2 separate regions of the Homo sapiens genome follow, and region 1 is linked to region 2. Evidence: read pairs that join two places in POLR2A ChIA-PET (ENCODE). Cell type or tissue: IMR-90. All regions are shown on one strand. Links, peaks and the distances in the headings refer to the core of each region. The heading gives the core; the rest is flanking DNA. Region 1 overlaps MAPK6 (mitogen-activated protein kinase 6). Region 2 overlaps GNB5 (G protein subunit beta 5).

Region 1 (5,377 bases), core at 307-5,306, 93 kb after region 2:
GCGAGACTGTCTCAAAAAAAAAACGAACGACAAAAAAGAATGATTCTTAAAAGCAACCAGGAGTCCGGGCATGGTGGCTCACGCCTATAATCCCAGCACTTTGGGAGGCTGAGGCGGGCGGATCACCTGAGGTGAGGAGTTTGAAACCAGCCTGGCGAACATGGTGAAACTCTGTCTCTACCAAAAATACAAAATTAGTTGGGCGTGGTGGTGCATGCCTTTAATCCCAGCTACTCAGGAGGCTGAGGCGGGAGAATCGCTTGAACCCGGGAGGCAGAGGTTGCAGTGAGCCGAGATCACACCACTGTACTCTAGCCTGGGCAACAAGAGCAAAACTCAATATCCAAAAAAAAAGCAACCAGGAAAAAAAGAAACAAAAAACAAAAAAGCAACCAGGGAAAAGAGATAAAGTATATACTGGAGAAGAATAATAAGAATGATAGCTGATTTATCACTAGAAACAATGAAAAACAGAAGACAATAGAATATGTTTTAAGTACCAAAAGAAAAAAAAAACTATCAACCCAAAAAGAAAATAAGGAAAAAATAAAATAAAAAACAAAGCCTATTAACCCAGATGTATTAGTCACACTTCTCCACAGGGACAGAAATAATAAGTTTTATGTATATATGAAAGGGAGCTTATTAGGGAGAACTGGCTCACACAATAACAAGGCGAAGAAGTCCCACGTCAAGCCGTCTGCAAGCTGGGGAAGAAATAAGCCAGTAGTGGCTCAATCTGAGTCCAAAAGTCTCAAAAGCAGGGAGGCTAACAGTGCAGCCTTCAATCTGTGGCTGAAGGCTGGAGAACCCCCGACAGACCACTGGTCTAAGTCAAGAGTCCAAAGCCCAAACAATCTGGAGTCTGATGTTCAAGGGCAGGAGGAACAGAAGGAAGCATCCAGGACGGATGAAAAATGAAAGCCAAAAGACTTAGCAAGCCAGCTTATCCCATCTTCTTCCACCTGCTTTGTTCTAGCCTCGGTGGCAGCCAATTGGATGGTGCCCACCCACACTGATGAGGGTGGGTTTTCCTCTCCCAGTCCACTGACTCAAAGGTCAGTCTCCTCTGGCAACACCCTGACAGACACACCCAAAAACAATACTTTACCAGCTACCTAGGCATCCTTCAATCCAATCAAGTTGACACTTAATACTAACCATCACACCAGAATTCTGTATCTAAGAGAAATAACCTTCAAAAGACCTTTTCAAAGAAAAGACAAAAGTAGAAAGATGCCAGGTGCCGTGGCTTATGCCTGTAATCCCAGTTACTTCTCAGGAAGTGAGGTGGGATAATCACTTGAGTTCAAGACCAGCCTGACCAACATAGTGAGACCCTGTCTCCATTAAAAAAAAGGAGGCCGGGCGCGGTGGCTCACGCCTGTAACCCCAGCACTTTGGGAGGCTGAAGCGGGCAGATCACCTGAAGTCAGGAGTTTGAGACCAGCCTGACCAACATGGAGAAACCCCTATCTCTACTAAAAATACAGAATTAGCTGGGTGTGGTGGCGCATGCCTGTAATCCCAGCTGCTAGGGAGGTTGAGGCAGGAGAATCACTTGAACTTGGGAGGCGGAGGTTGCAGTGAGCCGAGATTGTGCCACTGCACTCCAGCCTGGGCAACAAGAGCGAAAGTCCGTGTCAAAAACAAAAAAAGAAAAAAAGTATTTAAAAAAACTGGATAGAAATCTGTCTCCAGCAGACTTTCACTTCAAGAAATGCTAAAAGAAGTCTTTTAGGATGAAAGAAAAATACACCAAATGTAACTAACCCCAGATCTACAGAGAGGAATAAAAAACTCAGAAAGGGTAAATATCTCGAAAATATAAAAAGTCTATTAAAAATATCTATCCACGGCCAGGCACAGTGGCTCACGCCTGTAATCCCAGCACTTTGGGAGGCCAAGGCAGATGGATCACCTGAGGCTGGGAGTTCAAGACCAGCCTGGCCAAAATGGAGAAACCCCATCTCTATGAAAAATACAAAATTAGCTGAGCATGGTGGCACATGACTGTAATCCCAGCTATTCGGGAGGCTGAGGCAGGAGAATCGCTTAAACCAGGGAGTCGGAGGTTGCAGTGAGCCGAGATTGCACCACTGCACTCCAGCCTGGCAACAGAGCAAGACTCTGTCTCAAAAAAAAAAAAAAAAAAAAAAATTAAAAATTGTTGGGCTGGGCACGGTGGCTCACGCCTGTAATCCCAGCACTTTGGGAGGCCGAGGCAGGCGGATCATGAGGTCAGGAGATCGAGACCATCCTGGCTAACATGGTGAAACCCTATCTCTACTAAAAATACAAAAAAAATTAGCCAGACGTGGTGGTGGGCGCTGCAGAAGAATGGCATGAACCCGGGAGGCAGGGCTTGCAGTGAGCCGAGATCGTGTCACTGTACTCCAACCTGGGCAACAGAGCGAGACTCCGCCTCAAAAAAAAAAAATTATTTGTTCATATTATAAAGAAAGTCACAGCACTGAACATGAAAATAAAATGGTGAAATTTTTATTTTATTTATCTTGAGACAGGATCTCGCTTGCCCAAGCTGAAGTGCAGTGGCATGAACATGACTCATTGCAACCTCCACCTCCATTGCTCAAGGTGGGTGGACCATCTCAGCCTTCTGAGTAGCTATGACCACCGTGCAAGGTGCCACACCCGGCTCAATTTTTTATTATCTTGGTAGAGACAAGGTTTCCCAATGTTGCCTATGCTAGTCTTGAACTCCTGGGCTCCAGCGATCCTCCCACCTTGGCCACCCAAAGTGCTGGGATTACAGGTGTGAGCCACCACGCCTGGTCAACATTTTACAAGAATATAAGCAAGGTTTTATTGAGACTGTATTATGTGTGAAGCATTGTGTTGGACATATACCCTTACACTAAATCCTCCCAATAGGCAAAATAGGCAAAATATAATCTTTATTTTAGAGAACTTAAAAAACACATTCAAGATCACACATGAATGAGAGAGCCAGGATTTGAACCAGGTTTGTAAACCAAATTCCATTATCTCTCACTGTAACTTATTTTTTTATTGACAAGTATAGTACATATCTCCCTTCACTCCCCAACCTTTTGAGTAGAGTATATTTCCTATAGACAAAGACCTTCTTCTGGCTGGGGGCAGTGGCTCACACCTGTAGTCCCGGCACATTGGGAGGACAAGGTGGGCGGATCACTTCAAGTGAGGAGTTTGAGACCAGCCTGGCCAACAGGGGGAAACCCTGTCTCTCTACTAAAAATACAAAAATTAAGGCCAGGCATGGTGGCTCACACCTGTAATCCCAGCACTTTGGGAGGCCAAGGCGGGTGGATCCTTTGAGGTCAAGAGTTTAAGACCAAACTGACCAACATGGTGAAACCCTGTCTCTACTAAAAATACAAAAAAATGAGCCAGGCATGGTGGCACATGCCTGTAATCCCAGCCACTCAGGAGGCTGAGGCACGAGAATTGCTTGAACCCAGGAGGCAGAGACTGCAGTCAGCCGAGATCACGCCACTGCATTCCAGCCTGGGTAACAGACTGAGAGCCTGTCTCAAAAAAAAAAAAAAAATTAGCTGGGCATGGTGGCACACGCCTGTAGTCCCAGCTACTCGGGAGGCTGAGGCAGGAGAATCCCTTGAACCTGGGAAGCGCAGGTTGCACTGAGCCAAGATTGCACCGCTGTACTCCTTCATCCTGGGCAACAGAGTGAGACTCTGCCTCAAAAAAAAAAAAAAAAAAAAAAAAAAAAAAGCCTTCTTCTGCATAACTAAAACACAACCATCAAAATCAAGAAATTAACGCTGGTATAGTACTACCATCTGATAATCAGGCCCCATTTAAGTTTCTGCAATTATCTCAATCATGTACTTGGGAGGTAAAGGACCCAGTCCAGAATCACGTTACACTGGGTACAATGCAATTATTATGCAGTTTTTCCCTTCTGAGATTTAAAGGAATCAAACATTTTATACAGTCCACAAAAATTTACTGAGCACTTAGCATGTGCCAGGCACTGTTTGACAATATAGTAGAGAATAAGACAGACAAGGTTCTTCTGCTTCCGAAGAGCTCGCATTCTAGTAAGGAAAGACCAACAAACATGTTAGCTAATTAACAAATTCAGATTTGGCCTAGTAGCTGGGAAATGGCCCTCTGAGGAGCTGAAACCTGAATAAGAAGCTACCAGCACTGCTAAGAGATGGGAGAAGGGCATTCCTAACAGAGGAAACAACAAATTGAACAAACCTAAGGCAGGATAAAACTTGGCATTTTGGAGCAAAAGAAATGCCAGTGTAGCCACAGCATCCACAGCAAAGGGCAAAGGAAAGGAGGTAGCAATGAGGAAGGAAGGAACACATGAGGCAGGATTCTGAATCTCATAACTAAGACCAAAGAAAAACTATGAAACCATTTTAAGCAGGCAATCTACATTATTTCATTTACATTTCTGAAAGAAGATTCTTGTTACTGGGAGAAGAATGTCTGAAGAAGGTAGCTGAGTAAAAGCAAAGACCAGTTAAGAGCTATTTCAGTAAGCCAGGTGACATAATGGTGGCTGAGACTAAGGTGGCAGAAATAAAGATGTAAAACAGATAATTGAATAAACAGATTTAAGTGATATTTTGGAGACCAAAAGAACTTGATGATGGATTAGCTATGGGGATAAGGGAAAAACAGGATTCAAGGATAAATCCTAGGTGCCAGTTACAGAAGAGAGAAAGACTGGAAGAATATTATGGAAGAGAGTTCTATTTTGGACATGTTAGGTATATTTAGACAACTGCCTACTAGGTTACTAAGTGGTAATGTCTAGCAAGGCAGTTGGATAATATGTCTGGAGCTCAGGCAAGAAGTCTAAACCAGAAACATAAATATGAGAATTATTCACATACAGATGGCATTTAAAACAATGAGTTGAATGAGACCATCTAGGGAAGAATTTAGAAAAAGAGGGTGAAAAAAAAACCCAGGAGTTTTATCCTGTCTTAGGTATGCCAATACTTAGAGGCAGGTAAAGGAGAGAAGCCTGTTTAATAATTAAAAAAAAACAAAGCTAGGTGCAGTGGCTTATGCCTGTAATAAGGAGGCTGAGGTCAGGAGTTCCGAGACCAGCCTGACCAACATGGTGAAACCCCATCTCTACTAAAAATACAAAAATTAGCCAGGCGTGGTGGTGTGCGCCTGTAATCCCAGCTACTGGGGAGGCTGAGGCAGGATAATCACTTGAACCCAGTAGATGGAGGTTGCAGTGAGCCAATATTGCGCCACTGCACTCCAACCTGGACGACAGCGAGACTCCGTCTCAGAAACAAAAAAAAGCATACAGTATAACAAGGTGTAAAGTAGAAGGAAAACAAGAACATATGTCTCATAAAATGAGAAGTAGATGAAT
Region 2 (5,377 bases), core at 158-5,157:
CACTGTGGGAGGCCAAGGTGGGTGGATCACCTGAGGTCAGGAGTTCAAGACCAGCCTGGCCAATGTGGTGAAACCCCATCTCTACTAAAAATACAAAAATTAGCCAGGCGTGGTGGCGGTCACCTGTAATCCCAGCTACTCAGGAGGCTTAGGCAGGAGAATCGTTTGAACCCTGGGGAGGCAGAGGTTGCAGTGAGCCAAGATAGCGCCATTGCACTCCAGCCTGGGTGACGAGCGAAATTCCATTTCAAAATAAAATATACAATAAAACATCTCTACTTCTGATCTGGTCATGCTATTTCCTGATAACTCTTCTAAGGATTCTATTTCTTAACCTAGTCTAAGGAAACCTAGTCTAAGGAAACCAGAAACACATGTAAAGATTTTTATATAAGAATAGTCATCATAATATTATTTATAAAAAAGAAAAATTAAACACAACCAAAACAACAGGGTTTGGCTAAATAGATTCTGATATATTCAATAACTATGTACATAATGTTTTTTGAAGTTCTCTTTTAATGATATGAGAAAGGACGTATAACCTAATGTTAATAAAAGCAATAATGAAACATCCAACCCATTCAGATACACACATAAAATACAAATAAGACTGAAGGAAACAGCTGAGAATTAGTAAATACCTCTAGGATTTAGGGTGACCTTCATTTCCTTCTGTTTACATTTTTGAATATTTCCAAATTTTCTACAGTGAACATGTGTCCTTTATCAGAAAAAAAAGTGGGGTCTCATTTTGTTTTTATACCTGAAGAAATTTGCTGTATTTGCCGTTTCTTTACTGACTCATAGAGATTAATAGGAATCAGGACTCTTTACTGACTCATAGAAATTAACAGGAGTCGGGACTAAAGGATGAAATAACAGTAGGGAAAACTAAGAAGTTTTTCCTTCATCTTTTAAACTACGCAAGTCACTAGCACCTACCTGTAGCTCTGTGGTCATCACGTCACCAAACTGAAGCCAGAAGTAAGTGCTTCTTTATTTATTTGCTCCCCAGTGTCGCCTCTATGACCTGCGGGCAGATAGGGAGGTTGCCATCTATTCCAAAGAAAGCATCATATTTGGAGCATCCAGCGTGGACTTCTCCCTCAGTGGTAAGATTTTATTTCAGAAACTTTTCCCAGGACTGTAAGACAGGACCAGAATGAAACTAGCGCTCCATCATCGCTCAGTTCCTTTTCATCAACTGAGCTTCCTGTGGACCAGTATGCGAAATCATCCATATTTGCACCAGTTTTCCTCCTCTGAGCTTCTGACCTCCCACTTTGTCCTGCCCCAGGCAACTTCACTCCAGGGGGAAATGAAGGCTGTGTACCCACCTAATGCTGTCCTTCAAGGCAATGAAGTGTCAGAAATTCACTTCCACAATGCTCTCAGGCATTTTCTCCCCAGCCTTTGCTTCTCTTCATGCCCCAAAGGGAACTTTTCTGTAAGGTGGAGGTGAAGCAAGAGTCCCTTCTTGGTGGGATACTGTGGCTCACGCCTGTAATCCCAGCACTTTGGGAGGCCGAGACAGGCGATCACTTGAGGTCAGGAGTTCAAAACCAGCCTGGCCAACATGGTGAAACCTTGTCTCTAATAAAAATACAAAAATTGGTTGGGCATGGTGGCGCATGCCTGTAATCCCAGCTACTCAGGAGGCTGAGGCAGGAGAATCGCTTGAACCTGGAAAATGGAGCTTGCAGTGAGCTGAGATCGTGCCACTGCACTCCACCCTGGGCAACAGAGCGAGACTCTGACTCAAAGGGAAAAAAAAAATGAGTCCCTTCTCAGTGCCTTGAAGCTCATGGCTCCTTTGTGGGAAGCTGCTGGTGAAAAAGCATAGCTCCAGAAGGATCATGTCAAAAAAAGAAAGAAAAATAGAAAGTTAAAGCAGAGGTAACAGGCTGGCTACCTGGACCACTCCATTTCCCCAGACACATCCCTAGACTAACTGCACGTGAAGTTCCTGCTACTGCCTGGAACATCTTTTCCCTGCCTTCTCTGCATGACAGACTCCGATTCAACCCTCAAGAGCCAACTCAAATGTCACTTTAACTTTCTCTCTTTAAACAAGTTTTACAAGTTGTTAACTAGCAAATGACTAAAAATAATTTACTTGTGTCTGCAGTGCCCTCCTTAATCCCCCTTCCTCTCTGGTCCCATAGCACTTTACGTGTGTAAAGCACTTGCATTATGGCTGTTACCATGGGATGCTACAGTGATCTGTTCCTTTCAGCCCCACATCCTCCAACAGGGACAGGGACTGTGCTTTCTCCCCTTTGAATCCTTGAGGCAAAGCACAGTGCCTAGGACTCAGTGCGCCTGAATCACTGCTTACTGAATGAGTGAGTAACAGTCATGTAATGAGAAACAGGAAGCAAGGAACTGGCTTAACAGCTATCATCTCACCCTGCTTCAAGGTCGCCTGCTGTTTGCTGGATACAATGATTACACTATCAACGTCTGGGATGTTCTCAAAGGGTCCCGGGTCTCCATCCTGTTTGGACATGAAAACCGCGTTAGCACTCTACGAGTTTCCCCCGATGGGACTGCTTTCTGCTCTGGATCATGGGATCATACCCTCAGAGTAAGAGGGATGGTTTTCTGTTTTCCTGTGTGTGAGAGGAGAGAGGACTGGTGACAGGCCTTCTGAAGCAGAGGGAAGGCTATCAGAGTAAGCTCAGGTGGGCCTGGTCAGCCTCGCCGAGCTCTCATTTCCACTCTGCCCACAGCCACAGAGGGAATGGGTTGCCTGGAGAGGTAGCGAGTGCTGCATCAGTGCAGGTATTCTCGCACAGATTCGACAACTGCGTATCAGCCTGTAGGTGAGGGAATAGTTAGGCTTGATCATCCAGAAAGTTCCTTTTGACCCTAAAAGTCTGATTCTTGTGATTCTAGCCTTTGGCAAACCACAGATAACCAGTCTCTCCTCCTATAGTATAGGGTTCTTATTACGATTATTGACCTTGTGATGACAAGGGTCACAAATCCAGGAGGCTGTGAAGCCCCTGAAATTATTACTTTTTTCTTCCTTTTTTTTTTTTTTTTTTTTTTGGTTTTTCTATAGCTTAATCTTGGAAATGAAGCCCCTGAAATTATATGCCAAATTTGGGGTGTATGCCTTTTGTCCTCGTGGCTTTCATTAAATTCTCAAAGAGAGCTCCATAACCTTGTTGAGTGTTGGCTCACCCAAAATACTACCAAAATAGCCTGTTTAAGCTGGGCATGGTGGCTTATGCCTGTAATTGTAGCACTTTGGGAGGCCAAGTCAGGCGGATCACTTGAGGTCAGGAGTTCCAGACCAGCCTGGGCAACATGGTGAAACCCTGTCTCTACTAAAAATACAAAAATCAGCCAGGCGTGGTGGCATGCACCTGTAGTCCCGGCTACTCGGGAGGCTGAGGCTGGAGAATCGCTTGAACCCAGGAGGCAGAGGTTGCAGTGAGCCAAGATCATCCCACTGCACTCCAGGCTGGGCAACAGAGCAAGACTCTGTCTCAAAAAAAAAAAAAAAAAGTAGCCCATTCATAGAGCAAAGCTAAATTTATTGCTTACCTCAGTGTGGAACATCAAGAATTGGTAGAGGTGTAGTGGCATCTCAGAAGAGGATGACAAAGGCATGCATGAGGTTTTTTTGGTCTGGTTTAAGGCAGGTCTTTGTTGGGGGGCACTTAATTAGGATTGGACAACTTTGTGGCATAATAGTTTTAGGATTGCTGGATGCAGGGGTGGGGGAGGGTTTCGAACAAACCCTTTAAAACTAAATAGTCATTTGATGCTCTATATTGTCCTGAGACATGGGTGTGTTTTCTAAAGAGGGTAAGTTGAGTAGTCTAGTGTTAGGATAGAGAAAAGGATTTTTGCAAAATTCCTGAAACAAATAAAAAAGTTATCTGTGAGTTCATCTTCCTGGGTAAGAGTGTCCTAAGTGAGTAGTCATGTTAATGTATATGGTGAGCTGTATGGGTTCAAATGGTTTTGGTTGTCAATCTGGAAGAGTAGCTAGGCCCGTAAGGAGGCTGCAGATGCCCCACAGACAATTAACTAAGGGAGGAGAAGATCAGGTCCAAAGAAGCACCTTTGCATTGCTAGGAGTACAGTGTTATCCTTCTAAGGCACATGAGCACCCTATTTTGGATGGAGTGTGTATGTTTGTGTGTGTGTGTGTGTACACACACATATATGTATGCCCATGCATGTGTGTGAATAGACTAATTTTATCTCTTTAAGCTCAAGTTTTATAAGTTGTTAACTACAAAGGTCTAAAAACTATCTGTTTGTGTCTTCACAGGTCTGGGCCTAATCATCTTCTGACAGTGCACTCATGTATACCTGAGAATTTGAAATCTTCACATGTAAATAGATATTACTTCTAGAGGAGCTTAGAGTTTATTGCAGTGTAGCTTAGGGGAGCAACCCATGGCTCACAGGTCACTAAGCGTCTCCAATATGACTATTAAAACTGTCACCTCTGGAAATACACTAGTGTGAGCCTTCAGCACTGCGAGAATACCTTCAAGTACAGTATTTTTCTTTTGGAACACTTTTTAAAATGTATCTGTTTTTAAGGTTATTCTAAATTATAGTAGCCTCAACTCATTCTGTCACCAGTAGAATTCAGCAGTTAATATATTCCATATTATTTCTTTGAATCAATTCATTTTCAGAGCACTTTAAAGTCTGATATTTCTCGATGTGCACTGTGATGCCTGGAACCTTCCTCTGGAAGTGCTGATTTTATGGACTGAGGACTGGTGACTGGTCTGTGATAGAAGCAAATTCCAATTCCAAATGTAATTAGACAAAAATCATTTTTTTAGAATGTGTTTTTATTGTAAAAGTATCTTTTTCAGCTTCCTGTTCTATTGTCTTTTTTCAGATACAACATTTTTGTCTATGGTGAACTGCTGTAAATGACGCAGAGAAATGCCTAAAAAGGACAGGTGGTTTGACTCATGGATGATGATGATGTCACTGTGCCACTTGGACAGGGCGTTTTCTCTGAATTGAAGGGAAAGCCAATGGTGTTTGTAAACAAATGCTTCTGAGAGCAAAGAAAAGTCTTCTGTGTGGGAACACAAGATAGTAAACTTATTTAAAAACCTATTAGTAGAATTAGTGGAAACACTTAGGTTAAAGTGAATCTTGTCCATATAAATTATATTCATGGCCGGGCGCGGTGGCTCACGCTTGTAATCCCAGCACTTTGGGAGGCCGAGGCGGGCGGATCACGAGGTCAGGAGTTCGAGACCACGGTGAAACCCTGTCTCTACTAAAAAATACAAAAAATTAGCCGGGCGTGGTGGCGGGCGCCTGTAGTCCCAGCTACTCGGAGAGGCTGAGGCAGGAGAATGGCGTGAACCCGGGAGGTGGA

Evidence for each region. ChIA-PET counts read pairs that join two places held together with the same protein. Peaks named below come from ENCODE experiments on the same cell type or tissue, not always from the same donor. Only the 100,000 strongest peaks of a DNase experiment are listed, where the experiment ranks them.
Region 1: POLR2A ChIA-PET joins it to region 2 with 14 read pairs; 7 of 35 experiments call an interaction of 5 or more read pairs at or near these places.

Annotation. Positions count from the first base shown.
Region 1 is chr15:52,028,970-52,034,346 of GRCh38, reverse strand. All of the region lies in intron 1 of MAPK6 (mitogen-activated protein kinase 6), which reads right to left. Among named protein-coding and RNA genes, the nearest start is that of MAPK6, 12 kb to the right of the region's middle. RefSeq lists an enhancer at 5,322-5,377. In IMR-90, for the core only: no CTCF peak of the experiment used is centred there; no DNase peak of the experiment used is centred there.
Region 2 is chr15:52,121,686-52,127,062 of GRCh38, reverse strand. It overlaps GNB5 (G protein subunit beta 5), which reads left to right. Exons shown (of 13, transcript NM_016194.4): 11 at 1,019-1,115; 12 at 2,424-2,590; 13 at 4,295-5,377. The coding sequence ends at 4,306. Among named protein-coding and RNA genes, the nearest start is that of BCL2L10, 12 kb to the right of the region's middle. In IMR-90, for the core only: no CTCF peak of the experiment used is centred there; DNase peaks (open chromatin) are centred at 2,372 and 4,972; H3K27ac peaks cover 159 bases.